Linked DNA regions of Homo sapiens: region 1 is linked to region 2. Evidence: chromatin loops called from intact Hi-C (ENCODE). Cell type or tissue: ovary. All regions are shown on one strand. Links, peaks and the distances in the headings refer to the core of each region. The heading gives the core; the rest is flanking DNA.

Region 1 (16,118 bases), core at 5,427-9,426, 370 kb after region 2:
TTCAGGGTGGATTTTTTACTTCTGTACACGTTTGTCGAGTGCTTGTTCTTTCCAGCACTGTGCTAAGCCCTGAGGATGTCGTGGTGTGAGATAGGCAGTCTCTTCCCCTATGGAGCATCTAGTTTAATGGGTAATGCAGATCTATTGCTGAATGTATCACACAAATTTAATTATAATGACAGCAGGTATTATGAAGGAAAAGCTTTTAGTGCTGTGAGCATATATTAGAGGGGATCCTTCAGGGTATAGGAATATCATAATGACTTAAGTAGTTTCTTATGATGGACACATTTCTGTTGCTGTGCAACAATAATTATTCTTGATGTGATTTGTATATTGTGCGATTGATTCCCTATAAGTTTCTGCTAGTAAAGTGTATGTATTTTAAATTTTGATGTATATATCCACATTGTTCTCTAAAAAGGTCATGTCAGTTTTCCCTGGGAGCTAAAGTTTTATTTTTAAACAGGATTCAACGTATAGGGTTCATTCTCTATCTTTGCCTTGTAGGAAGGAGGAAGAGGAGCGAAGGCGGCGTGAAGAGGAAGAAAGAGAACGTCTGCAAAAGGAGGAAGAGAAACGTAGGAGAGAAGAAGAGGAAAGGCTTCGACGGGAGGAAGAGGAAAGGAGACGGATAGAAGAAGAAAGGCTTCGGTTGGAGCAGCAAAAGTAAGTTTATTATGTGGCTTATGTTTTAAAATGAGAAATGGAAAAAAAATAGAATAAAAATAAGAAATGAGCGGGCCAGGTGTGGTGGTTCACGCCTGTAATCCCAGCACTTTGGGAGGCGGAGGCGGGCAGATCACCTGAGGTTGGGAGATCACCTGAGGTTGGGAGATGGAGACTATCCTGGCTAACACAGTGAAACCCTGTTTCTATTAAAAATACAAAAAATTAGCTGGGCGCAGTGGCATATGCCTGTAATCCCACCTACTCAGGAGGCTGAGGCAGGAGAATCTCTTGAACCCAGGAGGTGGAGGTTGCAGTGAGCCGAGATCGCGCCATTGCACTCCAGCCTGGGTAATGAGTGAAACTCCGTCTCAAAAAAAAAAAGGAATGTATTAGAAGGTTTGGGGGTTCACTTGCAGAACCCAGAGATTGGAAGCAGGAGCTGAGGTTGCTTGGTTGCGCTCTCTGTTTCTTGTCTCTGCTTCTCTCAGCTTATGTCTCTGCTTCATCCTTGCTCTCTGCAAATTGTCAACTGTCTGCTTTGGCATATGCAAGGCTGTCCGAGGATTTATTTGGTCTATGTTTCCATGCATCTGACAGAGACTGGCTGGAATCTGTGAGACCCAGTTGCAGTTTCCCAGGACAGAGAATCTTGTTGGTCCAGTCTATGTCAGATATCCATTTATAGTCCTTAGTACAAGATTTGGAGGCTTCAACTATTGCTTACTCAGTAAGGGCTTTGAGACTCAGAGACTGACAGGTTCTTCAAGAGGGAGCTGTGGGTACAAGGAGGCAGTGATTAACACCCATAAAACACTGGGAAGTAAGTCTGAGTTTGTAGGGGTGGCATGGCTTGTAGGTTAAACCAGAGAACATGAGAGTCCATTGATTTCTTCTCATTATTTCTGGGTAGTTCCTCAGAAAAAGGTTTAGTGCTAGCCTCAAACTAATCCAGGCCCTCATTCAACTTTGGAGAAAGACTATGAATGCAGCTCTTTTTTGGGGGAGGTTGTCCTAGGTGGATCGAATGTTGTGCTGTATGTAGGAGTTTGTGAGGCTTTGCTTTGTTATCTATTAATAGATGGCTTTGAGGTCTCTGTTAAGTTGGTCACATAAGTAAGTTAAGAAGCATGTGGTTGCTGGCTGTGGTGGCTCATGCCTGTAATCCCAGCACTTTGGGAGGCCGAGGCGGGCGGATCACTTGATTGAGGTCAGGGGTTTGAAACGAGCCTGGCCAACATGGTGAAACCGTCTTTACTAAAAATATAAAGATTAGCCAGGCGTGGTAGCAGGTGCCTGTAATCCCAGCTACTTGGGAGGCTGAGGCAGGAGAATCGCTTGAACCTAGGAAGTGGAGGTTGCAGTGAGCTGAGATCACGCCACTGCACTCCAGCATGGGTGACAGAGTGAAACTCCGTCTCAAAAAAAAAAAAAAGAAGAAGCATGTGGTTTATCTATAAAAGAATATGAGTATCTCTAAACTAAGCATGCCAAGATATTTTCAGTATTTCCTCTATTAAGACAGGCTTTAAATTAAATGCTGTGGACCCTTAATTTTTCACTGGCTTTATTTATACTTACCAGGGCCACCTGTAACATCTTCCAGCTATTCTTCTGCCTCTTACTGTTTTTTATGTATTTAGGTACAGAAGCCATAGCCAACAGTTAAATACCTCATCTATGTCAGAGATGACAATCCATCATCTTAAAGCATCGTGGTAAATTAGTGTAGCTCTAGAGCCAAACTGCCTGGATTTGCATCAGGCTGTAGCATCTGCTAGCAGTATAGTCTTGGGCAAGTTACTGAACCCTCTGTCAGAGGGTTGTTGTGAGGACTAAATGGGTTAGTATGTGTGAGTACTTTCAACACTGCATGGCACATAGTAAGGGCACAATAAATGTTAATAATTATGATGGTGGTCATGATGATGATGATCATATGCTTATCTTCCATCCCGAATTTTCCTGGAAAATCCTAAGTAAAAAATTAGAGGCCAGGCTTATTTTCTTAAATCTTTCTTCTGGACCCAGAACACATACTAATTGGTGTACATTACTAGCTTAGTTGTTTTTAAGAGTTACAGACTGTAAAAGTAAGTAATAAGGACATTTTATTTTGTCATGAACAATCTCCTGTAGCCAGACTAGTATATATATTTTTAATGTTTTTAGGCAGCAGATAATGGCAGCTTTAAACTCCCAGACTGCCGTGCAGTTCCAGCAGTATGCAGCCCAACAGTATCCAGGGAACTACGAACAGCAGCAAATTCTCATCCGCCAGTTGCAGGAGCAACACTATCAGCAGTACATGCAGCAGTTGTATCAAGTCCAGCTTGCACAGCAACAGGTACGATAGACAACCCTAGAATTCAGCCTTAGAGAGAGTTTTTAGTTTCATTGGAACCCAAGTTCTTTTTTAACAGTCGCAAATGAATTTTGCATTAGTTAGCCTCTAAGGTGTAAAGTAACTTTTGGGTGATCTTTTAGGCAGACTTGAGAATTGCACAGGCAATTGTGAGAGAAAATATGTGTTATCGAAGCAACCGATGATGTTATATTGTCATAAGGGTATTTGGGAGTTGTATGGGTTGAGTGTCTTTACTGTGAGTCTGGCATAGACCCTAATAGTGGTCCTGGAACATGAGGACCTGAGTAACTAGCCATAGTTCAGAGATGTCCTTCAGGCAGTGCATTGTCAGAGGCTTGGACAGCCTCCAGTGGGAGGACTCCCCTGCCCTAAGACCATGGGCTGGTTCTGCAGAGCTAGATTGGGTCCATTTGACTTTGTGTTAGGCACCATAGTTAGGCAGTGCTCATAACAGCACATTGCTATTCCTCCTCCAACTGCCTGCCCCCAAGTATTTTGCTTCCACATAGGAGAGGTTGGTTTAGGTGAAAGAACATGGGACTGGGAGTCTCATAACACTTGGATTCTCTTTGGGCTTTGACATTACCTTGTTTGATCTCAGACAAGTTATTACTGCTCTGATTGTTCTGCTCTTTCTTTCAGTCCGTAACAATAGGATATAAAATCAAAGCACCTGTCCTGTTAACCTCACAGGACTATCAGAGGAGTCAAATGAGAAAAGAGTTACCCTGTGAACGATTTTTGTACTTGTAGAAGACACTAATTTTACATTCATTTTTTACATCTTGTGCAGGCATAAAATACCTCCTTAAACTTAACGTAGCTTAGTTTAACTTACTTAATTTTCACTTATAAAGCAGTTACCACCTGTCAAAAAATCTGAGTGAAGAAAAGTGTTACATTATAGTTGCTCAGCATTTCTTACTGCATGAAATAATCTTTGTTGTTTTTGCCAAACTCTTTAAATTCCTTGAAAATGTGTATTCTTACTAAACAACCTTTTCTCCTGAGTCTTTGGCATCAGTTAGAAGTTAAAAAGCACTGCAAGTTTTTTGTAATCCTGAAGAGGAGGAAAAGATGCCAAACCAGAGTTTATTCAAGATAATAAGTGGTATTTTTGAGAGATTTATTCTCTCTCCTCTGAAGCCTGTTTCTACTTTAGTTTCACTTCCATTTTCCTGCTTCTTTGATAGGCAGTGAGATGATTTTTAATAGCACATACACTCTGTCCTGTTTATAGGTTGCTATCATTTAATGAGAAGAAAGTCAAATAGGACAAAACCGCAAATCTTTGAAACAAAACTAGAAAGCCATAATGGAGGCTGGGCATAGTGGCTCATGCCTTTAATCCCAGCACCTGGGGAAGCCAAGGCCATAATGGTTGCTTGAGGCCAGGAATTTGAGACCAGCCTGGGCAACATAGGGAGACCCCATCTCTTAAAAAAGAAAAAAAAAATTAGCTGGGCATGGTGGTGCACGCCTGTAGTCCCAGTTACTTGGGAGGCTGAGGCGAGAGGATCACTCGAGCTCAGGAGTTTGAGGCTATAGTGAGCTGTGATGGCGCCACTACATTCCAGCCTGGGTGACAGAGTGAGACCCTGTCTCGAGGAAAAAAAAAGCCATAGGCCAGGTGTGGTGGCACATGCCTGTAATCCCAGCACTTTGGGAGGCTGAGGTGGGTGGATCACTTGAGGTTGGGAGTTCGAGAACAGCCTGACCAATATGGAGAAACCCCATCTCTATTAAAAATACAAAATTAGCCTGGCATGTTGGTACACATCTGTAATCTCAGCTACTCGTGAGGCTGAAGCAGGAGAATCACTTGAACCCAGGAGGGGGAGGTTTCGGTGAGCCAAGATTGTGCCATTGCACTCCAGCCTGGGCAACAAAAGAGAAACTCCGTCTCAAAAAAAAAAAAAATCCATAATTGAGATTAGAGTGATCAAACTCAGTTTATCAAATTTATTGGTTGCTTCTGAGAAGAGAAAAGGAAAGAGACTGGGGAAGGAACAAAGGGAACTTTACTCCTATAAAATATTAATTTTTATATAAATAGCAAAATGAACACATTTGTTAATTTTGGGGTGTAGATACATTTGTGGGTGTTTGATACGTTGCTTTTATACCTTTCTGTGCTTTTTTAAACTTCCTAATAACAGGAAGAGAGTATGGAAATATATCATTACAATCTATTACATGTAGTACAATAGATTCATGGTCGGGGGTTCCCAGAGAAAGTTGTTTTTCTGCTAGAGCCTTTCAAGAAAGGATTAGTGGAGATGAGGGACCATTTGAGCTGGGCCTATTGATCATCAAAAATGCTCTTTTGCTTTCCTGTCATGCAGTGAATGTTCTGAGTGTGCTGACTTGTTTTGATTTTAGGTACTTTCTCTGGAAGCTAGTATCCCTTCTAGAAAATTGATGTGGAAATTACTGAAAATCCAGACCTTGGAAGAAGATATCTTAAAATCTTAATTGTGTTATTAACCTATATTAGCAGCAAAGAGAAGCATTGCTATTCATTTAAGTAATTGGCTTGTAAATGATACATTCAATGAAATGTGTGTAGAGATATGCCAAAATATATCATTATCCCTACCCCATGGGATCATAAAGGCTTTTTCCGTGTGTGTGTGTATGTGTGCGTGTGTGTATTTTTTTTCCTGCAGTGAACATATACGTACTTGCTTATTTGTGACAGTGTTTTAGTTTAAAACATTGCTTACATGCCCAAATGCTCATCAACAGTAGAATGGATAGATTTTATCTTTTTATGATGGAATAACTTAAAAGTAATGCAAACAACAAAATACAATTACTTGTGACTCTATAGATGTAGCTTATAAAAGTAATGTTGAGTGAAGGTAGCCAGACATAAAAAAGAATGTATACTATACAACCCATTTCTTTAAAGTTTTAAAATAGGCAAAGCAAATCTATAGTGTTATAAGTCAAATAGTTGTTACCCTTCAGGGCAGGTGCCCAGAAAGGGGTACCAGGGAATATTCTGGATGCAGATACTGTCTTGATCTGAGTATTAGTTACATGGATGTGTTTGATTTATGAAAATTGATCAAGCTGTGTAATTTATCATTTGTACACTTTCTACATGTATGTTGTAATTCAATTTATAGTTCCCCACCAAAGTTACCTAAGTAATACTCAGATATTTGAAGTAGTATCTGTCCATATTGATTTAGAAGAGGAATGTCCCAAAATAGTCCTTTGGATTTAAGATGTTTTTACTGCCATTTTGACTCAGAGGACATTTTGATTTTATATTTATGAATACACATTTCAATCATAACTATATAAACAGTGACAAATTTTCATTGAGAAAATATTTTTAACCTCAAATTGCATCCTGTAAGTCTGTTTGATTCTTAGGTCAGCATTTTACAACACGATTAACAATTTTCAATTTCATTGTGATCATAATTTTTCCCTGAAGTTTTAATTTATTGACTTTTTGGGGTCAATTATGTTAGAATAAATTGTCCATATTTGATTTTTTTATTGCTTTGGGGGCCCATACCAGATTTTGCCAATTATAGCTTCTGCCTTTGTGAATTTTCTTCTGTGACTATTCCCACCAAGTTTAATTTTTCTAATTCAAATTTTGTGTATTTAAAGTTTATCAAGATTTTTTTCTTCCATCAATTTCAAGAGCACATTACTGTGTTCAATTTTTGCCTTTAATAGTTTTATTTTGGGTTGATTATTTCTACTTTTTTTTTTTTTTTTTGAGATGGAGTTTCGCTTTTGTTGCTCAGGCTGGAATGCAATGGCACGATCTCAGGTCACTGCAACCTCCGCCTCCCGAGTTCAAGCGATTCTCCTGCCTCAGCCTCCCAAGTAGCTGGGATTACAGGCGTGTGCTGCCATGCCCAGCTAATTTTGTATTTTTAGTAGAGACGGGGTTTCACCATGTTGGTCAGGCTGGTCTTGAGCTCCTGACCTCAAATGATCCACCCACCTCCGCCTCTCAAAGTGCTGGGATTACAGGTGTGAGCCACTTTGGCTGGCCTTACTTTCATTTTTCCTGGTTAGTTTTTATGGTGATTCTCAGATCACAGAAATGTGAGCCTTAGTTGCAGGTTTTTGTCCACATTAATTTTTATTGATTTTTTATTATTTTTAGCTGTCAGTTTGATATTGTACTAATAATATTCATTATAGACAGGATAAAAACTGATAAAAATTTATTAGTAATTTCTTGAGCATAGCACTTTGGTAGGGCAAAAGCATGGTATCAGATGTACTCCAGGGCAGATGTCTTATTTGCTAGCCTTCCTGGTCAGTGTGTCTTCACTTTCTCTTGGTTTGTAGGCAGCATTACAGAAACAACAGGAAGTAGTAGTGGCTGGGTCTTCCTTGCCTACATCATCAAAAGTGAATGCAACTGTACCAAGTAATATGATGTCAGTTAATGGACAGGCCAAAACACACACTGACAGCTCCGAAAAAGAACTGGAACCAGAAGCTGCAGAAGAAGCCCTGGAGAATGGACCAAAAGGTAGGTTTTGCATATGTGTTTGTCCAGATGTCATAATTCCAAATCTGTGAAAGGCAAAAGTCATGAAGTCAGGTTATAATTAGCTTTTGAGAACAATTACATATTTGTGAGAGTTGAACATTTTTTTACTCTTTTTAGTCTGAATCTAATGCTCTGGTGACTCATAGACCAGTGTAGAAGAGCAAATCAGATGTCTTTGGACACTTTTAAGACAAAAGTTATGTTTTGTCATATATATATATATAAATTATCTATTGCTGCATAACAAATTACAGGCTGGGCGCAGTGGCTCATACCTGTAATCCCAGCACTCTGGGAGGCTGAGGCAGGAAGATCACTTGAGCCCAAGAGTTTGAGGCTGCAGTGAACTATGATTCCGCCTGCCTGGGTGACAAAGCAAGACTGTCTCTCAAAAAAAAAACAAACAAAAATTAATTACACCTAAATTTAGTAGCTTGAAATAACAATAAACATTTATTACTATCTTGTACAGCTTCAGTGGGTCAGGGTTTCAGGAGCAGTTTAGCTGAATGGCTCTGACTTAGGCTCCCTCATGAGATTGCAGTCAAGATGTTGATGCCAGGACTAGAAGATCTGCTTCCAAAATGGTTCCCTCACATGGCTGGCTTTTGGCTGGAAGCTCAATTCCTGGCCCCATGAAGCCTCTCCATAGGGCTTCTTGAGGGTCCTCAAAACAGTTACTGGCTTCCCCTAGCAGAAGTGGCAGTGTCTTTTATGCCTTGACTTTGGAACTCCCACCATATTCTGTTGGTCACACATACCAATCCTTATATATTGTGGGTGGTGACCTCACAAGTGCATGAAGACCCAGAGGTGAGAATCTCTGGGGACCATCTTGGAGGCTGGCTACCATAGAAATAGATATATTTTTGAGACTAATGTATCATGTTGCCTAGAAAATAACTGCATTTTCAAAGCTCTACTAGCTTTCCATGGGCAGCTCATTTGTTCATTCAGCAATTAGTTGAAGGTTTCCTGAGTGCTAGGAGTACAGTGGTGAGGCAAAATAACACACAGAAAATGTAGATTGTAGCTGTGATAAGTACGGTGATGGAGAGAGAGGTACATTATCTTTGAGAGAATGTAAAACAGGGAAGTGTGACCTAGTCAGAGAGGCCACCAGAGGCTTCCCAGAGGAAGGGACAATTGACCTGAGATATCTGAAGCAAGAGGAGTTAACTAAGTAAGGAGGAAGAGGAGAGCATTTCAGTGACAGTGGTCAGGGATGGTGGTATGGTTCATAAGAAATTTGGTTTCAGAGATCTTCCTTGTCTGTTTAGAACAAGTAATAATTGCTTCAGAAAAGGCTTTGAAATCCCTTGGTTTACTGCCCCCTTCCCTTTTTTTTTCTTATCAAGGGATTATACTAGCATCTTCAAATGAGAGAAAATATTTCAAAGGCTCTGTGACTAACTTTGAAAAACTTATTGCATAGTCAAGTGCACATAGGTACTGCTCAGTAACAAGACTTTACCCCTTTTTCTCAGTCCCTAGTGGTTCTAATCCTGTCCGAGTTTTTGTTTCTTTGAGCTCCTTTAGAATAGCCCCTAGAACTTTGGGATAGTTGGAGGTGAAGAATTTTTCAACAGACAGGCTGAAGTCAAAGTCCAGCTTTCTTTGTTCACATCCACAAGAGTAATTTATTCCTAAAGCCAGAATCTCTCTTCCTTGCTAGAATATTTCCCTCACTCCAGCTGGGGCCTTCCCAAGGTCATTCTTGAATCCCCATAGAGGGAGTGTTGAAAAAAATTCGTTTCTAAAATTGTGGGCTGCCATTGTTACTTGAAGAAGTACGATGACCTCTGAGTGCCTGCAACATTGTTAAACATAGTAATCTGGAGAGACTCCCATGGGGAGGCTTTTTTATTCCTCCAAGTCCTTGATCTAAGCTAGACCATATTGTACTTGGTGCCTGAGTACAACTGATCAGGTAGTGCTATGAAAATGTGGCTACCTGCAGGGTGAAGGCTCTTTTTCTTTAGCTTTTTAATACCTATTGCCTTTAGAATCTCTTCCAGTAATAGCAGCTCCATCCATGTGGACACGACCTCAGATCAAAGACTTCAAAGAGAAGATTCAGCAGGATGCAGATTCCGTGATTACAGTGGGCCGAGGAGAAGTGGTCACTGTTCGAGTACCCACCCATGAAGAAGGATCATATCTCTTTTGGGAATTTGCCACAGACAATTATGACATTGGGTTTGGGGTGTATTTTGAATGGACAGACTCTCCAAACACTGCTGTCAGCGTGCATGTCAGTGAGTCCAGCGATGACGACGAGGAGGAAGAAGGTAGAACCCTTGGTCCATATTCAGTAGCTGCTGGGTTGTGTGTTGGCAGAAATGGTACATAGTTCAGGTGTCACCCAGCCTTATGCTTCCTGACTAACACTTCATGGTTAGGGAACACTTTCTTCATTAGTGGGACCTTGGGCTGAAAATGTTATGAGGCCAGGCTCCTGTAGGGGACTGGGGCCTAAACCTGAATTTTTCTGAATGCCAGGAAAATCTATTTGGCAATTTGCTATTTTACTCCTTTCTGAATACTATTTTACTTCTAACCGTGTGTGTTGAAAAGCCAAATATGCAAGATTACTTCAAAAAAAATTTTTTTTTTTTTGAGACAGAGTCTCACTCTGTCACCCAGGCTGGAGTGCAGTGGCATGATCTCTGCTCACAGTAGTCTCGGCCTCTTAGGTTCAAGCGATTCTCCTGCCTCAGCCTCCTGAGTAGCTGGGATTACAGGCACGCACCACTGTGCCCGGCTAATTTTTTGTATTTTTAGTAGAGACGAGGTTTCACCATGTTGGTCAGGCTGGTCTCGAACTCCTGACCTTGTGATCCACCCGCCTCGGCCTCCCAAAGTGCTGGGATTACAGGCGTGAGCCACAGCACCCGACCCACTTTGAAAAATTTTAAAGGAGCAAGTAAGAATTCCTGTCAACCCTGGCATTTATTTAAATTTATATTGTTGATATTAGCATTTTAGGTCATTATTCTAAAATTTTTTATGTAAATACAGAAACTCACCAGAATAGTCCACTTAAAAAAATTTCAATTATTTTTCCATTTGGAAATCCCTATTTTGCTAGAGTGGAATTTTTTTACTTCCTCTGAATAAGTAGACAAAATTGGGTGTTTTAAAGGACAGTCTAAAATATCTTGGTCTAAGAAATAGGTTATAAATGTATTGCTTTTTGAGAAGAGGGTCTCTTTATTTTTGTTACCCAGGAAAGTTAGAATGTAGGGTTTGTTTATATACACTTAATAAGCACTTAATTTATTTGTTGACTTGATTGAAAGTGATATGGAATGCATGCCCTGTGAGAATGGAAAAGCACCATGTCTCAGTTCTTCCAGACTAACTGACCTTTCAGGTGGCTTGTAAACAGACTGCTTGTTCTTGAAGAGGGTTGGCAATGTTGCTTTACAGATTACAGTGGGATAAAGTTAAAAAGATATTATTGAAAGTACATGGAATAAGCCTGAAAGTTCTATCAACTTGTGAAGTACAGAGTTGTCCAATCATATTACCATACCATGCAACACCCTGGGGCCTCTGGGGCTATCTACAGAAACATACACTGCAGGTGTGCCATACATTTCTTGAAATTAAGTTTAATATTCAATTTAACAGTTAATATTTAATGCTAATCAAAAGATAATCCAAAGATAATTCCGTATCATTATCTACATGAACCATCAGAGTATCCCAGAAATTTCAGTACATCTTGCAGATTGACTTTTACCCCAGAAGCAGATTTAAAATCCTTCATTATACCACAGGTCCAGATTCTAGCTGGTAAATATGGAAGCATGAGCTGCTTTGTCTTACACGGCATTTTGTTTTCATCAGTCTTTATTCCTGAGTACCACCAGCAAGGCAAAGCATTGCTCATAAATAATACTGACTGAGACAGAAAGAAAAAATGTAAGATTGAAAAAGCCTGGGCCGGACGCGGTGGCTCACGCCTGTAATCCCAACACTTTGGGAGGCCGAGGTGGGTGGATCACAAGGTCAGGAGTTCGAGACCAGTCTGGCCAACATGGTGAAGCCCTGTCTCTACTAAAAATATAAAAATTAGCCGAGCGTGGTGGTGGGTGCCTGTAATCCCAGCTACTCGGGAGGCTGAGGCAGGAGAATCACTTGAACCTGGGAGGCAGAGGTTGCAGTGAGCCGAGATCACACCACTGCACTCCAGCCTGGGCAACAGAGCGAGACTCCGTCTCAAAAATAAAAAAAAGAAAAAGCCTGTCTGGGCATGGTATCTCATGACTGTAATCTCAGCTTTTGGGGAGGCCAAGTAAGGAAGATCTCTTGAGGCCAGAAGTTTAAGACCAGTCTGGGCAACCCGTTTTGTAGAGTGACACCACATCTCGACAAAAAAAATTTTTTTTTAGTTAGGTGGGTGTGGTGGCATGTACCTGTAGTCCCAGGTACATGGGAGGCTGAGGCAAGAGGATTGCTTGAGTCCAGGAATTCGAGGCTGTAGTGAGCTATATGATCACACCACTGCATTCCAGCCCGAGCGACAGAGCTAGGCCCTCCCTCTAAAAAAAAAAAAAAAAAATTAAAAAAAATAAAAAGCAGTTAGAGAGCAGGACTGTAGCAGATTAGCCAGGGGGCACTACTGTTTTCTCATGTGACCTTCAACAACATCAGAACCTGTTCTGTCCTTTCTGTTGCATCACAGGGACTCATTAAAGTCAGACTGTCTGCAGATGTCTGGGAAGGAAAGTTTTTTGTATGCATACAAATTACTGTACTTACAAAGAGCTTTGTGAGGCCAGGCACGGTGGCCCCTGCCTGTAATCTCAGCACTTTGGGAGGCCAAAGCGGATGGATTGCTAGAGCTCAGGAGTTCAAGACCAGCCTGGGCAACATGATGAAACCCTGTCTCTACCAAAAATACAAAAAACTAGCTGGGTGTGATGGTGTGCACCTGTAGTCCCAGCTACTTGGGAGGCTGAGGTGGGAAAATTGCTTGAGCCCAGGAGGTAGAGGTTGCAGTGAGCTGAGATCAAGTCACTTCACTCCAGCCTGGGCCACAGAGCCAGACCCCATCTCAAAAAAAAAAAAAAAAAAAAAAAAAAAAAGATGGCTGGGCGCAGTGGCTGACACCTGTAATCCCAGCACTTTGGGAGCCTGAGGTGGGTGAATCACCTGAGGTCAGGAGTTCAAGACCAGCCTGGCCAACATGGTGAAACCCCATCTCTACTAAAAGTACAAAAATTAGCCAGGCATGGTGGCACATGCCTGTAATCCCAGCTACTTGGGAGACTGAGGCAGGAGAATCGCTTGAACCCGGGAGGTGGAGATTGCAGTGAGCTGAGATCGTGCCATTGCACTCCAGCCTGGGCGACAGAGCCAGACTCCGTCTCAAAAAAAAAAAAAAATGAAAGAGCTTTGTGAATAAGAATTCTCTGTTCAGAAGTTGGTTGAGGTAATGTATTTCTCCTGGCTTGCCTATTAGAGAGCTTCTAAAAGGTGGTTACTGCCTAGTCTGAACCCTCAGCTGATGATAGTTTTGGGGTTATATTGGTGTTGGGAAGATCACTAGTGAAAATGGCAGGGGTTCATTTCTAGAGGTAAGAACCTTAATATCCTTGATCTTAGTTCTAATATGTCCCTCAAATGAAAGATGGCATTCCCTGTACTTGTACCATTCCTAATCATAAAATGATTTGCAGCTAAAACATTTTAGCCTCACAGCAGTGAAGCTTTATCATTCCTAAGAATTGTTCATTACATGAGCGTCACTTCATCCCATTTAAAGATTTAGCTCACAAATTGTATTTGTCCATATGCCTTAGAAGCTACTGTCCTACCGTGTCTTGTATTTCATATGGTAGAAGAGTCTGAGTTTTTTGGGTTTTGGTTTGGTTTTTCTTCCTTAGGTCTTGAAAGGTAGACAGAGGAGTTTGCTTTCTCTGAAGAAGCATGGATGGTAACACATCCTCCTGTTTTAATTCTCCATTTTCTTCATTGTTTACAGGTCCTAAACCTTGGCTTAAATTCATAAAAGATGCCTTTTCATCTATCCCAGTAATCTTTAGTTTTATAGATTTAAAACAAAATTTGAGTCTTGAATCAATGGACCAGTCTATTTCTTGGATGTCAACAATAGTGTACATTTTGGATGGTTCTGTATTTCTCATTTGCATGTGAAACATGCTTAATTATAGGTATTTCTGTGGTTAAGTAAATCTGGTTTTGACCTACCTTTATAAGAGTGCCATCTGCTTTTTTAAAATAAACTTTTAATTTTAGAATAGTTTTAGATTTACAGAAAAGTTACAAAGATAGCACAAAGAGTACCCATATACCCTGCACCAAGTTCCCTCTGTTGTTAGCATCTTACATTGTACTGTGGTGCACTCATCACAGCTAATGAAACAATATTGATACATTGATTCATTAATTAACTAAAGTCCATATTTATTCAGATGTTTTTAGTTTTTACCTAATGTTCCAAGATCCTTTCCAGGATGCCACATTATAGTCAGTCATCATATCTCCTTAATCTGCTATAGACGGTGAGAATTTCTCAAACTTACCTTGTTTTAAATTCCTGATAGTGGCCATTGACAAGCATCACTCAGTGTGTTGCCAGAATTCACTCTGCCATGTTATAAACCTGAAAATCCATGCCTGTAGTCCCAGTCTCTTAAACAAACAAACAAACAAAAACAACAACCATAAACCCGAAAGTCTTGTCTTCTGTGCTGAATACTCCCTTGACCTCTTTGAGCTGGTTTGTATTAAATATGTTAAACTGTGACTTCGAAGCTGGTTCATAATTTTCTCATTCCTGTAGGTTTCTAGAGGCATTTTTTTTCCTAACCTCATAGCATTACAGTTCAAAAAACTCTTAACCGGGGCAAACCTTTCAGAGCCCATTTTTTGCCACTTAGATCATCTCTGGGTTAAATTGGCCTAGTGAAAATAATTGAATTTTCAGAGTATCTCTGAATGCCTATCTCTCTACTATGATTTTTTCATTTTACTGCTTATATTTAAGATATACAGAAAGCAATAGTCCTCACAAATCATCTTCCATCTTTCTAAAATGGGGAGGACTCATATTGGTCAGAAGGAGGATGATGAGAGCAACATTTTCATGTTACTCAGATGAGTGAAATTCCTGAGGATGAATTAGGAATTGAATGGCTATGGAAAGGGGAAAATGGGACCTTGAAATAGGAATGGTAGTAAGCACAGAAAGAGATAGGATGCTGACCACTGCTACCACTAGATGTTCATCACTGGGCTCCCAGGGCTCAGAACAGGGTTTGGTGTATAGCACATACTTAGGTATTTGAATGAATGAGTGAATGAATGAATGAATGAACGAACTAATAAATGCTCACATGCACATAACTTGTTAAATGGTTCAACAGAATTCCCAACAAGAGCAGTTTCTCAAAGAAAGGATAGGCTGGGCACGGTGGCTCACGCCTGTAATCCCAGCACTTTGGGAGGCCGAGGCAGGTGGGTCACAAGGTCAGGAGATTGAGACAATCCTGGCCAACATGGTGAAAGTCCATGTCTACTAAAAATACAAAAATTACCTGGATGTAGTGGTGCACGCCTGTAATCCCAGCTACTTGGGAAGCTGAGGCAGGAGAATCGCTTGCACCCAGGAGGTGGAGGTTGCAATGAGCTGAGATCACGCCGCTGCACTCCATCCTGGGTGACAGAGCAAGACTCTGTCTCCAGAAAAAAAAGAAAGGATAGATTTTAATTGCCTGATGCAAGTGTGGTTTTCCTGAATCTGTTCATTGACTTGTCTCTGTTCTTACAGAAAACATCGGTTGTGAAGAGAAAGCCAAAAAGAATGCCAACAAGCCTTTGCTGGATGAGATTGTGCCTGTGTACCGACGGGACTGTCATGAGGAGGTGTATGCTGGCAGCCATCAATATCCAGGGAGAGGAGTCTATCTCCTCAAGTTTGACAACTCCTACTCTTTGTGGCGGTCAAAATCAGTCTACTACAGAGTCTATTATACTAGATAAAAATGTTGTTACAAAGTCTGGAGTCTAGGGTTGGGCAGAAGATGACATTTAATTTGGAAATTTCTTTTTACTTTTGTGGAGCATTAGAGTCACAGTTTACCTTATTGATATTGGTCTGATGGTTTGTGAACTCTTGCTGGGAATCAAAATTTCCTTGAGACTCTTTAGCATTCATACTTTGGGGTTAAAGGAGATTCCTCAGACTCATCCAGCCCTTGGGTGCTGACCAGCAGAGTCACTAGTGGATGCTGAAGTTACATGAGCTACATGTTAAATATTTAAAGTCTCCAAAATAAAACACCCCAACGTTGACCTTACCCGGCTGATGGTTAGCCCCTTGCTGCCTGCTCCATGTGTCTTATGAGAGCCCGTAGTTACAGTGTCCTCTAATTTGAAATCCATAAGTTAACAAGTCTATATCAGGTGCAGCTGGCTTTGATTAAAGGCCATTTTTAAAACTTAAAAACTCAACACCTCACAGATTATAATAGAAAAAGAAATGGCCTCAGTTTGATCTCGTTCAGAATG
Region 2 (16,118 bases), core at 6,098-10,097:
CCTCCTCTCCTATCTATATTATTCTACTGGTTCTGCTTCTCTGGTTTAACCCTAGACTTACATGGCTGGGAAGTCCATAGAAGGGCTCAAATTATGTCTATAAATATTCTAATCTCTATATGTATATCTCCATCTCCACCCTTCCCCACTTCCCCGCCCCCATCTCTCAGCTCTCAGCTCTGCTCCTCTCTGTGTGTGGCTTCAGTCTGCAGAGACTGGCTCGCTCCTTGTGGTGAGAAAGATGGCCTCTGAAAACCCCAAAATCACACCCTTCCAAACAAGGCCAGCAGAAAGAGACTTCTTTCTCACAGGGAAGTGGTTCTCATCATTCCATCTTTGGTAATGGGCCCAGCTCTTGAATCAGTCACTGTTGCCAGGGTAACATGATTGAGTACTGAGTTTGACATGGCCTGTAATGGGTGGCATTCTGTGACTGACACCCTCCATCAAACCTAAAGGAGTGGATAGAAGTACTCCCAAAGAAATAGGTGGTACTGCAACCAGAAAAGGGGTGTAGGGATGCATGCTAGACAGACATAACTGTAATGACCAAGGTCTACTAGAAGAAGCTAGTGAACCTCTTGGCAATGAAACTTCTAAGTCACTGGTCTTGAACTGCATGAGCTTCATGTTTGGGCTTCCCTCTACGTGTTGACTTCCAGAGCCAATCTTCTGGTTGCCTTTTCTGGATGCAACGTACTTGTGCAAAATGTGATCTTAAAGACAGAGCCTCAGCTTGGTGTCTACTCACACCTCCACTTCCACCCAGCTGCGTGACTGTGGTCAGAGCAAGTCATTTCTCTGTGCCTCTATTCTCCATTTGTTTAATACAAATTTCACACCCACGCTTCCCACTCCAAAAGACCAGGAGTGTGGGATTAGATCATAAATTAGAATAGTACTTTTATTTCAGCTCTTTGGATCAGGTGGTTTATTTCCTGCTTCTTCTGTGGATAGAGCTTCCCCTCCTCCTTCCTAAAGTAACATTTGTCCTCCCCACTGGTCCCCTGAAGCCATAATGGTATCATGTTTGCAGAAGAACATGATGAGGGAGAAGAATGCTTCTAAAGCCAAGATTGATAAGAGAAGTGAAGGCATGAGTCCCCCCTCCTCCCATCTTCCCACTGAGAGGACTGCTGGAGCCAGGGTGCCCTGCTGGACTTAGGGTGGGTCTCTGTTCTAATGGAAGGGACCTCTCCTCTTTAAGTCTTCTTTAAAAAAAAAAAAAACAAAGGGAAAGCAACCTTGTCAGTAGAGCAATACTCAGGTCAGGCAGTCTAGATTTAGATGCCAGCTGTTTACAGAAGTATTTGGAAAACTTAGTGCTTCCAGGAAGTCAGAAGAGAGGGATGAAGGGTAGCAGAAACTATCCAACCTGTGGGAAGGTGAGCTTGGGCACAGCATTCCGAGTGGGAGAAGATGGGGCCTAGGACCCAGAGTAACAACAAGGGTCACTGTCAGACAACCTTATACAGCCTTTAATGACCCAAGGAAGAATCTTTGCCACACTGAATTTAAAGTGCTGATGATCTGAGAAAAACAGGCTGAGAGGAGCTCTAGCAAGGCTGAGGAGGAGATTACTGTCTAGGATCTAAGGAGTCCCACAGTAGACACTCAGAGCTAGCACTTTACCTTGGCAAGTCACATTTCTTATGCCAACAGTTTTATTTACATCTTTCCAAAGTAGATAAGGCTGGGGCTGATGACCAGGTTACTGAGAAGAATGTGGAAGGCTGTTAAGAGAGAGAACACGAGAGCCAGCAGAGGCCTCTCTGGTCTAAAAGCAGCTGAACTTGGACAGACTTTCGTTCTCTTAAGAACCAAGGACTCCTAGACTGTGCACTACTGAAACGTGGGCAGAATTCTGAACCACACCTGGAAGCCGAGGGGACACACCCCCAGAGGCCTCTTCCCTTCATGGAGAAGCCGCTTAAAGGGCAAGAGGGTTGATTCCAGAGAAGAACAAGTAGCCTCTCAGTTAGTAGTTATTAACATGTGGCTACTTAAATTTAAAGTTAAATTAATCAACATTGATTAAAACTTAAAATTCATTTCCTCAGTCACACTGGTCATATTTCAGATGTTCAATGTCCACATGTAGAGGCTGGTGGCTGCCATACTGGACAATGTAAATAGAGAATATTTTCATCATCTCAGTAAGTTTGATTGGACAGCTCTGAGTTAGAATCAAGGTGGGGATGCATATTAAAAAGATGCAACATCAAAGTGGCTTAAACAAGATAATGATTGTTTTTTGGTTTTTTTTCCTAAAATTTTAGGTCAGTAAAGTAGCTTAATTCCCCAGAGTCATTAGGACTGCCTATGCTCTTGTGGTGGCTACAGAGTCACAGACCCAGGATCCTTTTATCTAGACACTCTGACATTCCTAGGATGCCAGGAAGGGCTGTCTGCATGGCTCAAGTGGTGCACCAGCCAGTGGGAAGAGGGAAGGAGAGAGTGCATCTTTTCCTTTCAAACGCATCCCCTAGACCTGCATAGATCTCTTCCACTTATATCCGCTGGCCTCATCTAACTACAAAAGAGGCTAGGAAACTTTACTCTAAATTAAAGGTTAAATAAATGATCTAAATCACACTTTGGGAGCCTGAGGCAGGAGGATTGCTTGAGCCCAGGAATTCTAGACCTGCCTGAGCAACATAATGAGATCCTGTTTCTACAAAATAAATAAATAAATTAATTAAAACATTAGCCAGGCATGTCCCCTCGGCTTCCAGGTGTGGTTCAGAATTCTGCCCACGTTTCAGTAGTGCACAGTCTAGGAGTCCTTGGTGGCACATAGCTGTAGTCTCAGCTACTCAGGAGGCTGAGGCAGAAGGATCACTTGAGTCCTGGAGGTTAAGGCTGCAGTGAGCCAAGACCGCACAACTACACTCCAGCCTGGGTGACAGAGCGAGATTCTGTCTCAAAGAAAAAAATCTAAATCAAATATTTAAAGCTCATTACTATGGAGGAAGGAGGGAATGGTTGGGGAGGGCGTGTAGCAGTTTCTTCCATGGCAGTTATGTATAGTATATGAATCCGTTTCTGCCAATATTCTCTTTTTTGTCTTCTTTCTCTTTGCTGTCTCTCCTATTTCCTCCCTCTTCCTTTTATCCCACTGACCCCTGCACACACACCCCCACCCCAGGTATCAGGAACCATACCTAGTTCTTTCGCATGCACAGTCTCATGTTATCATCACAAGCACCCTATGAGGTAGGTATTCATTACGCCCATTTTACAGATAAAGACACTGAGGCTTAGAAAAGTTAAATAATGAGCCCTGCCTAGTTCCTAAGAATTGCTGGAGAGATTGGTCCCAAAGGCTTTCTTTCCACATTCACTCAGTTCCCCTTGCTTCTTCCCCTCTGCTTGTCTGAGGCCCATCTCTTCTCTTTGGATTCTCTCCCCAACCTCTCCCTCTGCTCACCTCCTGACTCCCTCCCCTTTCTCCCTGGCTTTTGGCTTTCATTCTTCTTTTCTGTCTCCCAGTGCAACAGGCCAGTCTCACTCAGCCCACTACACGCTGGCCCCACTCAGCTCCTAATAAATCTATGAAGTTGTAATCAATCTATAAATCAGCTCTCCTGATTAAACCTGGTGAGGATTAGGGTTGGGTTTCCCTGTAATTACAGCTGAAGATCTGAACAATAAACCAAATTGACTGGCAGAAAAAACATGAGGTTACCTCCAAACACCCTATCTGTTCTCTCCCATGGTTCATGTGGCCAGGCCCTGACCTCAGATGTCTGGCTCCCTGCAGTCCCCTCCCCAGCCCCAAGACAGAGCGTGTGAGGACCAGAACAGACCTCTAATCTTGGGCTAGAGAACGGGGTCTGTAAGTGGGCAAGGAACCTCCAGAGCTCTAATCGTCCCACTCATGAAAACCCCGTCTCCTCTGGGTCCTGGGTAATGAGGCTCCCTCCTTCAGCTTCATGAGGTTTCTCTCCTTCCACTTGGGTACAGAAGTGGGTGAGGACAGGACTTTCTGAGAGGTGTCAGTCCCCTCACTTGTCTGGAGACTGCCTTTGATTTGGGCTATTTCTGACAGAAACAGAAGGGGACTGCAGGCAGCAGTGAACATGACAGAGGGGACTAAAGATGGTCGGGGAGGCGTTTGCTAAGAAGGACAGAGGATGACAGTGCCCTGGAAACTGAAAATCAATCTCCTCTGCTTCCCCCTCTCCAGAGACTGTGGTGGAGTTGGGACAAGCACCCCTGGTTGAGGCAGGGAGGCTGACTCTTCCTCCCACCCTCCTAAGAATCCTTACTGCCAGGGTTAGGCTTCTGTAGCTTCCTCCCCCAGCCCCTGACTCCACTTCCCTGCAACACACGCCCACACCCAGGGCTGAGCACAGAGGCTGGCACATCCCGGGAGTTCGATCAATGTGAATTGAATTCGCCCACTCATTCAGGCACCAATCAATCTCTGTCTCTCCACGTAAAATTTTTATTATTCAGCTGTCCCAGACATCCCCCAATTCACTGATGTCTTTTCGGAAGCAGTGGGAGTCCCAGAACTGATGACTCTCTAGAAGATGGAGAAGCCAGGAGGAATCCAGAGAGAAACAGGAAAGGGGAGAGAAAAAAGGAGAGAAGTGGACTTGGGGAGAGAAGGAGAGAGACAGCGAGACAGAGAGGCAGAGAGATCATGCCTTTTTCCTTGAAGGTCATCTTTACTAGGCCTCCGAGGTGAGTCATGTGCCATTATACTCCCTACTCTGCAGTTTAACTAAACAAGTCATGAACTAAAAAACAAAACAACAGCAAAAACAAAGCCAATCAAGAAAGCAGGTGCTCTCAGTCCTGGACATCCTCAAATCAGCAAAGATGGGTCCCAAGCAAAGACCCAGTGTCTTCTTAGTGTTCTGTTTCCAAGTCCTTCAGTGACACTTCCTCTGGCTCTAAAAGCGGGAGGCCCAGCCCTGGGACCCCTGACCCAGCTAGCCTGGCTCCAGCTCCCCAGCCCCTCTGTCCCCGCTTCACGAGGCAGCACACTGGGCCCAGGCTGCTTTGGCATCCATTAGTTGCGTGGTCTCATGTTTCCTGTGATGACACATGGGGACATGAAGCTCTGTTATTCTGGCAGGCACCACAGACTGGTCTCTGTTGGCATTTGGTTCCTGGGCGTAGGTTGGTTTCTCACTTATGGCAGTACCTCTGAGGCTTCAGGGGAGGCTCTGGGCTGCCGTGTGGCAAAGGGCTCCCTGAAGGCCCTCAGCCTGTATCCAGGGCAATTCTTTTCGCTCCATGCTCAGCCCCTCCCAGGCCAGTCAGGGGCCGACTCAGAGAGCCCCAGCCATGGCTGTGCCCAGGGAGGTGTGCAGGGCATGGAAACCAAACAACTGAGGACAGGAAGTGTTCGGATCAGGAGTGGCAGTATCACACGGGCTTGGACTCTGACATTCCAGGGAGGGGACCATCCTACTTCTGCCACTCATCAACTTGTGACCTTGGGCAAGAGGCTTAGACTCTCAGAGACTCAGCTTCCACATTTCTAAAATAGGACCTTCTTCGTAAAGTTGATATGAGGACTACATAGAGTGCTTAACACGGTGCCCAACACATGGTAAGTGCTCGATAAATGGGACTATTACCATGATCATTATTATTAACACTTTATAGAAGAGACTGGGACAATTCTTTTGGTACTGAGCCCCTGCAAAATGCAAACACACGAAGCGTAGGTGGTTTATCAGATAAGTTATCTTCTGGGGTGGTGGGAGGAGCAGACATAACCCCCAAATCCTACAAAAGATGGCCCTATTGGGTGGCAAAGTAAGCGGTGATCTAAGCAGAGTGATTAAGAGCCACCTTCCCAGCATCCAGATAGTGAGGACTCACAGCATAATGGCGTTTCAGTCAACAACATACCACACAGAGTAGTACACTGGTCCCTTAAGATTACAATGCCATATTTTTACTGTACCTTTTCTATGTTTAGGTATGTTTAAGTACAAAAATACTTGCCATCATGTTACAATTACCTACAGTATTCAGTACAGTAACATGCTGTACAGGTTAGTAGCCTAGGGGCAATAGGCTATATGCCATATAGCCTAGGTGGCAAACTCAGTGATGTTTGCACAAGGACAAAATCACCCAATGGCACATCTCTCAGAACATAATCCCTGTCATTAAGCAACACTTAACTGTAAACCATTTTTATGATTCACTAGTCATGGACCCCTAACATGTCTCTCCCGGTCACTTCTTTGGAATAAGGCAGAAGCCCCCCAAAGACGATGCAGAGTCCCCTTTGGGGACTTCTTTGATCCAATTATGTCTATCTTGTCTGACAGCTGGGAGAAAATTTGTGTTAGGATAGGACAGAAAACTGAGTTGCTATGAGCAGGTCTGGACTGGAAGAGCTGTGCATGGTAGGGGCAGGTGGCAGGGGTCGCAGGGTGTGGGTCCTCACAAGTGAAGGAAGGGATTAGGGTACTGGGTCCTGAGGTCTCCAAAAGAGGAGTGTGGGAGACGCCCCCCAGGATTCCCGTCCCCTGGCTGTTCACACCCTGTATATCCCCCTCCCCTTGAGCTTAGGTGGGACCTGAGACTTGCTTCTAGCCAATGGACTATGGGAAAAATGAAGGGACTTTCAGAGGTAATTGAGGTCCCAGATTGGTTGATTTTGAGTTCATCTAAAGGGAGATTGTCCTGGGTGCGCCCGACTTAATCAGGCAGGCAGCCCTTAAAGAGAAGGGCCTCCTGAGGGCAGAGACTGTCAGTGATATTATAATACCATATTTTTACTGTACCTTTTCTATGTTTAAGTACAAAAATACCATACTGCCTCATCTCCTGAGGGCAGAAGAAATCAGTGGCCAGGCCTTTGTGGCAGGAAGCTGGCAGCCTAGGACCTGAGGGCAAGCCTCCAGTCAAAGCCAGTAAACAGGGGGACACTCCCCGACCCCATCCCTTGGTACAGTTGCAAGGAAGTGAATGCTGCCAACAGTCTGAGTGAATCTGGGAGTGGATTCTTCCCCAGGTGAGCCTCCAGAGGGGAATACAGCCCAGGGGACTCTGAGCAAGGGATGCAGTGAAGCCGTACAGTCTCTTGACCCAAAAACTGCCATAGAATAATGGGTGTCTTTTCAAGTTGCTAAACTTGTGGCAATCTCTTACAAAGCAATAGAAGACTAATATACGTGTTGAGGGGAGGGTGTCCTGGAACAGGAGGTGGGAGGTGCCGAAGACAGGCTCCAGTTATGGTACACTGGTCTGCTTCTCACTCCAGGAGGCACTGGTTTTGTCCAAAAGATTCCATCCTGACCACCTTGCTGGCCCCACTCTGTTTTTGTCTGGAGGTGGAAAGGGGTCGTGTTTTGGACCTGAAGCCCTAAGAATGCTTGCCTGAAGCTGAGATGGGAGGGTATCCTCCTTCAGCACACCACCAGGATGCCTCACCCTGAGGACGTGCCAGGCGCTCTGGAGCAAAAGGATCCGGGCTCCCAGGCTTGTCCAGAGAGGGTGCTGCCGGGAGTGTAGGGCGAGCTCCAAATCTAGGGGAGCTCTAGATCTTCCAGTCAGACCTGGAGCTGGACTGGTGCCCTCACATTCCCGCAGTGCCCCCAGGAGTGGTCGTCCCAGCGTCCCTGGCTCTGGCTCTGTCATCTGTGGGTGTCTTAGTGCCTTTAGATAGACTGGGGCCACCCCCAGGTAAGAAGGGCCAAGCCCCCTGAAACTGTACCCTGAGACCGCACCTCGGTGCAGGAGCTGACTCTGGCCCCGGCCCCAGCCCTGCCCCACCCTGAGCACCTCCACTGCCCTCCCTCAATAACAAAGGCCTGGAGGGCTGCCTCCCTACCCCCGTCCTCCACCGCTACGCAGGGTCCCCCCTGCAGCAGGGCACTTCGGCTGACTTAATGTCTCTCATGGATAAAATCGCTCTGAGTAGTTTTAAAGCTTTCAATTTTAGCCCTGGAAGCTTTTCCTTAAACAAAAATCTCACAAGAAAACTCAGTCTGCAAGAACGAAAGTGGAGCTGCTCTGATGGAGTGCAAGGTCAGTGGCTTCTCCCCAGACAGCCTCCCTTACCCTCCCCCGCCCCTGCCTCCTCTTTCCCTGGCAGCCCCTGAAGGGCTGTGTGGAGCTGAAGTACTTGTGGGAAGCGTGTTTGGACGGTGCTGACCAGGACCCAGTCACCTTTTCCTGTTTGTTTCCCTCACGGCTGGTTGGGCCAGGAAGTCCCGCCCTCTCAACCCCAGTGCAGCTGTCAATCAACGAGAGCACAAAGAATGTTCCCAATCCGCAGACAGAGTCCCTTCCACAGCTGGGATCTTCTCCACCTGGAGGACTACGTTCTTCGCCCCACCTTGCAAGTGGCTTGACATGAATTTGTTATCTGTGAGACAAATGTTCTTGGCCTGCCTAGGAGAGCTTTAAATAGACTCCGAGTTAAAAGAAAGCTTATCCATTATTTAGTCCAGCTCTTAGCTCGGGCAAGAATTCCTTACACATTCCCACCAAGAGGCAATCTAGATTCTCTCTGAATACTCCCCACAATGGGTGGCTCACTGTCTCACAAAGCAGGTGTCTCACTGTTAGGCAGCTCCTATTAAAATCCAAACCTGCTACCTTGCAGCCCTCATCCACTGGCTCTGCCTCTGGAGCTCAAAGAATAAGTCATGAAGTCGTGGAACTTATACTAAAAGGAATGCAGCTCACCCCAGGCTAGTCTTCTCCTCTCCTGTTCCATTCTCCTTAGAGGGCACTTGTGTAGATTATTATATTGGTGGTCAAGGAAACATGTCACTTAGTATTTGTGGACTGTGTATTCCCCTCTCTCATTGACTCTTGGATCATCCTCATGACTTGCTTTGGCCAATGGGATATTAGCAGGCATGAAGCCTTGGAAGCACTTGCAAATTTGGGCTTGCCCCCTTAGGAAGTTCCTCCTTGGAAGCCAGCTGCCATTGCTGAAGGAAGCTCAAGTTTGGCTACTGAATGGTGCAAGGCCATGTGGAGAGAGGCCCTGGAAAAGGGTAGTCCATTTTTTCCTTATTTTTTTATGTTTAATGTTTGTGGGTACATAGTAGGTGTGTATATCTATGGGGTACATGAGATGTTTTGATACCGGCATGCAATGTGGAATAATCACACCATGGAAAATGGGGTATGAGGAGAGGCCATTTTGGATGTTCCAATCACAGGCAAGCTCCCAGCTGAAGGCAACCACAGGAGTGACCTAAGCAATACACAAGGAACAGAAGGGCTGCGCTGCTAAGCTCAGCCAAACCACAGGATCTTGAGAAATAATAAATTGTTGTTTTAAGCAACTAAATTTTGGAATGGGTTGGTAAACAGTGATAGAGAATTGAAAACTACTGATAGAGTTTTTCTAGGAGCACATTTCTAGGATAATACGGCCAAAATTTTTCATCTCAGATCAGCCATTTACAAAGAGTATAGACAACCTGCCTAAGCCAAGAGATAGCAAACATCTTTACTGGAGATACCGGGAGCTCGGCCACTTAGAATTAAATCAGAAGGAGTCAGTCGGAGATGGGAAGGAGTTAGGAGCCTTTGGCTTGAGCAAGTCAGAGAGCCCCGTTTGAATGACAAATTATATGGAACAGCTTGGCTTTCCTCACAAAATAAAATTATGCTTCAGTTCAAATTTCTTGCCACTTATAAATTACTTTTTATTTTATTGCCCTACAGACCACGTCCAGATCCGTTTGGACGCTATGCTGTTTTTTATATTCCATTCTCCAAAGCTGTGAAGGTACAAATCATGGGCCATCCCAGGTGGTTTGGGGAAGAGATGTTTTTTCTTTCAAAAACAAGGTTTGGGTACATATTTGTGGTAATGACATAGAAATGAAAACATAGCAAGATCAATTGGAGTTTATAATAGCATTCTGCACAGGGAGAAATAGTGTGACATGCTCCTGGATGAGGCTGCCCCAGCCTTCTCCCAGCATTCACTCCATAAGCCTTTATTGAGCACCTACAGTCCCTGCCTTCCAGGCACTCATGTTCAAGGGAGGAGACTGACAGGTGGAGCAGCAGGAGCAATACAGTGTGATAAGGAGGAAGTCTGGGACAAGGAAAGTACCTACAAGAGGCCTGTCTCCTAAAAGAAGCTCTATCTAGGCTGAGAGCAAAAGGGTCAATAGAGCAAGTTGAACAAAGAGAAGGGACATTCATTGATTGCAGAGATTACTAGCTTCTACCCAATATCTATCTATCTCTTTTTCCTGATGATTAGAACATCATTTTATCCTGCTAGGCAATATTTCTAGCTAAAGGGCTACATTTCCCAGACTCCCTTGTAGCTAGCAATGAATAATGGGATATAAATACAAGTTTACAGGGTTTCTTGGAAGGAGTTCTGACTCAACTAGGAGACACAACCAAGTTCCTCTATTTTTCTGCCTGGAATGTGGACTTGATGGCTGGAGTGCCAGCAGCTATTTTGTGTCATAAAGCAAACTTGAGATAGAAACCAACTATAAAGTATGGTAGAGCAGAAAGTTAAGAAGAGCTTGCATCCTGACAACTGTGAAGCTGCTATATCAGCCCTGGAGAGCCACCCTTCTGGCTTCTTTCACATGCCAAATAAATAAATGTCAGATTTAAACTACTTGTTTGTTTTGTTGTTGTTGTAATTTGCAGCTGAACCTAATCCTAACTGATATACCTGCATGTGCCAAGGCCCAGAGGTAAGAGAGCACATGACATATTCCTCAGTCTGCAAATGGTTCCGAGTGGATGGAGCTCAATAAACTGTGTGACAGAGGAGGGGGTGGTGAGTGGGACAAGAAAGGGAAGCAGAGGTGAGCCTGGAGTTCTTGGGCAATGGGGCATAGAGGGAAATCATAATTGCTAGCATTTATGAAGGGCTTTAAACAGCAGATTCTTCTCTCCCTATCCTCCACATCTGGAGAAAGGACAGCCTCCTGTTCCCCAGAGACCTAGGACTAGGGAACAAAATGTCCTAAGTTAAAGGGTGTGTCTCAAAATTGGGGACATGGCCACAGACAACTGTCCTTGGATATGAGAACTGCCTCATGACTTCGCTTAAACTAAATTAAACCTTCTCTGGGTCCCATTTTCCAGCGTGATATCAAAGTCAGCTTCCCTCTCCCAAGGGCTGTGCAAGATTAGAGAGCTGAACTTGTAGAAAACCAGGAAAGGCCTCCAGCCTTCCATCATGGAATTGTTTCTAAGTTGCCTGTTGCCAAGACTGGGATGGTCCACGGGCAGCCCAGATAACCGTGAGAATAGGGATCCCCTTGAGGAGCCCAGGTCCACAGCTCGCTGAGAGTAGCCTCCTCCTGCATCCGCAGGCCACCCCAGCAGAGGTCTGGCGGCTCCCAGATTCCACAAGGAAACATGGCTTGTTCCCTGCCACCCTTGGAAACTCCCAAACCTAACCCTTCACCTTTGCTGGGGAAACCCCTCTTTGCCCCCCTTTTGGGTGGGAGCCTTGTCATTTTCCCCAGTCGAAAGGAATCCAGCTCAATCCTCCTGGGTAAGCCTGAAACACAGAAGAGATTTGCCTCCCACCTTTCCACACTTTCTCCCTGCCCTGGGGAAAGGGATAATGTAAGGAACTTTAAAAAATACTCGTCATCCAACCATCCAACCATCACTGGCAGCAGAGCCCCTGAAAATCATATAGCCTGGAGCAGCTTGTCACAGAAGATAGAGAGGAAACAGTCAAAGACAAATTTGATTTGATAGAGTCGTAAAATGGTCTCAGGAGCCAGGGTGAAGAGGCTCCCGCTGGCCAGAGATGTGAAAATGTGAGTACCAATAAGGACAGTAACAGCAGTGTATTGAAATAGGTCAAATATATATAAATCCATGAGTCTATAATGATACTTTTTTTAAAAGAACCTAACTGGCTATCAGTTGAGGCTATCAATTCATACTAATGAATTAATTCATTGTTTTGATAACTAACATATATAGAAGTAAAAGATCAAGCAAGAGATAAAGACAAAAAGAAACTACTCTGGCCCATGTAAATATATCTCAAGATGTTAAAAAAAAATTAGAAGAGTTCAGCCTGTAATGACTGTAGCAGGAAAAGCAGTGCTTTTTAATGATGCACAAGGGAATGAGAAGTCCTTGCTCTGAGCCTTGGTGGTCCACGGGAGGGTCTACGTGGGCTTGAGCCAGCAGGGTTTCCTAGGACACGGTTCTCCAGAGAAAATGCCCTGGTGAAAACCACAGGCAGAAAAGAATGGGATGAGCCTGGGATGGAATAGCAACAAGAATATCCCAGAAATCATTTTTTTTTTTTTTTGAGACAGAGTCTAGCTCTGTCACCCAGGCTGGAGTGCAGTGGCATGATCTCAGCTCACTGCAACCTCCGCCACCCAGGTCCAAGCAATTCTCCTGCCTCAGCCTCCCAAGTAGCTGGGATTATAGACATGAACCATCACGCCCAGCTAATTTTTGTATTTTTAGTAGAAATAGTGTTTCACCATGTTGGCCAGGCTGGTCTCAAACCCCTGACATCAGGTGATCTACCTGCCTTGGCCTCCCAAAGTGCTGGGATGACAGATGTGAGCCACCGTGCCTGGCCCCACAAAGCATTTGGGCACTTTCCCAGCATTCAGTGAACTATGTGACACAGTGTTCCGTGATGAAAACAAGATGCCACCCCCATGGGAAGGATGAGAACTGAGTCAAGTGATTGAGTTTGGCAGTTTGTAGACTTCAAATCTCCTTCAAAGGACTCAGTTCAGGGCAGTTGTGGGTTGTCCACCAAATCGCAGTCTTAAGGAGTGAAAGGTGGAGCTAGACTGCTGGGAGGGAGAGCCAGGACAGAAAGGTGGGAGAAGGAAAGTTAGCTTGAGGAGGAAGCAGAGGCAAAGAGCTTGTTATGGAAATGATAAGGAAAAGGCCTAGTAGATGAGTCCCAGAAGGCAAGAGAAAGAGGCATGGCTGAGCTGGGCTGGGTGCAGGGAGCACCTGGAGAACAGACCCAGAGATCTCCGCTCCATAATGTGGGGGCAAGCATGCCACATAGCAGCCTGGTCTGCCACTTTCTCTCCCTACTCCCATCTCTATTCAGGGATGGACTAGGGCAGGGTTCAAAGGCCCAGGAGAAAGTCAAGGAGGCTCCCAGGACCTTGCTCCAGAGAAACCAAGAGGCCATCAGGCAGAGCGACGGGGTCTGGGTCACCAGGAACCAGGTGAAGACAAGTAAGGAGGATGGGGAGGAGATATGGAGGAGGATGAGGAGGGAGATGAGGAGGAAGGGGGTGGAGAGACAGAGGAGGAGAGAGGGAAGTGAAGAGGGGGTATGAAGAGAAGGTGGTAGGAGCTGGCAGACACAGAAACGCAGTGTATTTAAGACCTGCTATTTTTGTTTTCCTTTTTTCTTTCCCTTTCTTTTTTTTTTTTTTTTTTTTTTGAGACAGGGTCTCGCTCTGTTGCCCAGGCTGCAGTGTGGTGGCACGATCTCGGCTCACTGCAACCTCCTCCTCCCGGGTTCAAGCGATTCTCCTGCCTCAACCTCCCAAGTACCTGGGACTACAGGTGCATGCCACCACACCCAGCTAATTTTTGTATTTTTAGTAGAGACAGGGTTTCACCATGTTGGCCAGGCTGCTCTCGAACTCCTGACTTCAGGTGATCTGCCCCCTTCAGCCTCCCAAAGTGCTAGGATTACAGGCGTGAGCCACCACACCTGGCCAGGACCTGCTAACATTGAGTGTGGCCCTTTCATTGTGCAGATGAGGAAACTGAGACCCAGAAGAGCAAGTTCTTGGTCATAAAGCCCAGTGATATCGCAGAGGGGCAGGAGAGTGGTGAGAAACACACAAAAATTGTCTTCACACAACTCCCTCAAACCCCCACTCCCAGAAGAAAGAGGCGGAATTATTCCCAGTCCACCCAGGTCAAGTGACTTTGGATGGTGGCACCTGTGGGTGGGCTGAGGAGTCCAGGGTGTGTGGGTGCAGCTCAGTCCTTCAGGGTTAGTCTGTCCTGCCCCGCTTTCCCAAGCTCTCAACTCTGCAGGAAGTTCATGGCTCCACTGCTGCTCGGGGTGTGTGAATCGGGAGAGAAAAGACTTGGAAACCCATGTACACCTGCCCGATGCAGAAAGGACGAGGGTGCCCTTCTTCTACACACAGGTGGGACTTGGGCCTGGCCTCAGGAGGCACAGCTGCCCCTACCCAGGCCTTGGCCACAGTTGCCATGGAAACCGCACTGTAAAGGACTGAATGACCTCAGATTTTGCGTTTCATCTCCCAACATAGGATTTTAGAATGCAGAGAGCAGTTACTGGTCTTCTCTTATTTCAATGCCAGCTGAGCAGCATAGAGGTCCCTGGAGGCCCTTTGAGCTCCTCCTAGCTCACAGGAACAAGTGTGTGGGTCATCTCCCTGAGCCAGCCTCCGCTATGAGCCTTTGCCTTGACCCCTTGATCTATTCTTATTCACTTGGCAACAGTGATTAAGCCACAGGAGGTTGCAGGTGCTGGATCAGGCAACAGGGAAAGGAAGATGAATAGGAGACAGATCCTGACCCAAAGAAGGATGCAGTCGAGTTGGGGAAACAAATACATAAATAAATCATTATAAACCCATGTGGCAAGTACATGGGGCACCCAACGCACAGCAATTTGCTCACTAAAGTAGGTGACAGAGGGGGCAACATTGGGGCGAAGAGCTTGAAGAAAATGGTGACGGTGTGGACGGTTATTAAGGGGAATCATTCAGAGGACCAGGTCAAGTGGTTGCTGAGTGACACCAAATGCCCCGCTGAGGCTGGGCCCCAGGCCAATCTACAGGCCACTTGATTTTTCTCCAGCAGGGCTCAGCTATGAAGGCATATTGTGGGACTGTGGTCAGAAAGTGAAGCATTGGAAGTGAAGATTTCAGAAGAGGAGCTGCTCTGGGAACAAACACAGGGTCCAGCATGTGCCCTGGGAATGGACAGCAGACCAGGAGCCAAGGCAGGAGTCACAGGAATTACAGAGGCACAGGGACTCCCCCTGTGGTAGGACAGCGGTTCCTGCAGACACTGCTGTCCTGGGACTGAAGTGGTTACGGCAGGAGTGGAAAGAAGGTAAGCCACGTTCCAGCCTCTGAGGAATGGATTCCCTTCTCTCAGTCCAGGTCTCCTCATAATGCAGCAGATGATAATACCCAGGACACACTGTGTCCCCTTCCTTCCTCCCGCACTGTCCCTGGCTTACCTCTCAAGATCACTCCAGAGAGAGTCAAGCATTGCATGGGACGCACGTACACCTGGCTTGGGAGTCTTGCCAGCTCAGGGATAAATTTGGACATTGAGCCGTGATTGAATGCTGGTTCTAGTAAGAATTCAGTGTGTGTTATTGCATTAAATAAAATAATGAGAGCTCTTAAAGCAAATCGTAAGGCAGAAAGGCACACTGTGAAGGGGTTGAGTTGAAAGACTTTGCCCTTCCCTTCTCCTTGGGTGAACATGGCAAAGTGCTGTCTCCTTGTGCACAGCTGTCAGCCTTTTCAGATGCTGAGCAGGCATCTAGTCAAGCCATTTCCTGCCAGGACAAATGACAAGCACCCCAAAAGGAGAACTTAGGGGAGCTCCAAGGCTCCTCTTTATAGAGAGCTATGTTGAGTCCTTCTCAATATGGCTCTCCCCAACCACATGACTGCAGCTGAAAGAATAGCCTCAACCCAGCCCTCCCTCTGTACCTCGGCCCCTCCCCAGGCAGGCAGAGTCCCAGGAGGATGAAAGCAGGACTAGCTGTGTCCTTGTGTCCTCCTTAGCAGTGGAGAGGCAAGACTGGTGGGATCTGCTTCAGCTTTGGCACCAGGAGACCTGAATTTAATTCTCAGCCCTACTACTTCCTGCTGTGTGACCTTGAGCAACTCACTCAGCCCCTCTGAGCTTCAGTCTCCTTTTCAGTAAGGCAGGCAATGTGGCATTGTTGTTGAGGGCCAGTGTGGCTTTGTGGTTGAGGGCCAAGCACCAGAGTTATTCTTCTGGATCCCAGATTCTGGTTTTGCCACTTCCTAGCTGATAGCCATGTCCTCCCCAGTTCCAAAGCCCAGCCTTGCAGGCACACACCACAACTACATGGCTGAATGACTGTGGTTGCCAGCAGACTCCTCTCTCCACAGCCACTCTGGGCCCATCCTGGACCAACTGGTCACTAG

Evidence for each region. A loop is a pair of places that touch in the nucleus more often than their neighbours do. Peaks named below come from ENCODE experiments on the same cell type or tissue, not always from the same donor. Only the 100,000 strongest peaks of a DNase experiment are listed, where the experiment ranks them.
Region 1: a loop joins it to region 2, with 4 times the contacts of the local background. A loop is called at or near these places in 1 of 110 quality-filtered maps.

Annotation. Positions count from the first base shown.
Region 1 is chr1:226,146,082-226,162,199 of GRCh38, reverse strand. It overlaps ACBD3 (acyl-CoA binding domain containing 3), which reads left to right. Exons shown (of 8, transcript NM_022735.4): 4 at 511-669; 5 at 2,842-3,016; 6 at 7,367-7,553; 7 at 9,581-9,865; 8 at 15,379-16,118. The coding sequence ends at 15,590. It overlaps ACBD3-AS1 (ACBD3 antisense RNA 1), which reads right to left and starts at 14,197. Exons shown (of 2, transcript NR_146443.1): 1 at 14,132-14,197; 2 at 7,223-7,597. It also overlaps the pseudogene LOC124904586. In ovary, for the core only: no CTCF peak of the experiment used is centred there; no DNase peak of the experiment used is centred there.
Region 2 is chr1:226,519,034-226,535,151 of GRCh38, reverse strand. LOC105373115 (a long non-coding RNA gene) reads left to right here and starts at 14,352. Exons shown (of 3, transcript XR_949221.2): 1 at 14,352-15,039. RefSeq lists enhancers at 13,504-14,196, 14,197-14,891. In ovary, for the core only: no CTCF peak of the experiment used is centred there; a DNase peak (open chromatin) is centred at 8,151; H3K4me3 peaks cover 622 bases; H3K27ac peaks cover 522 bases.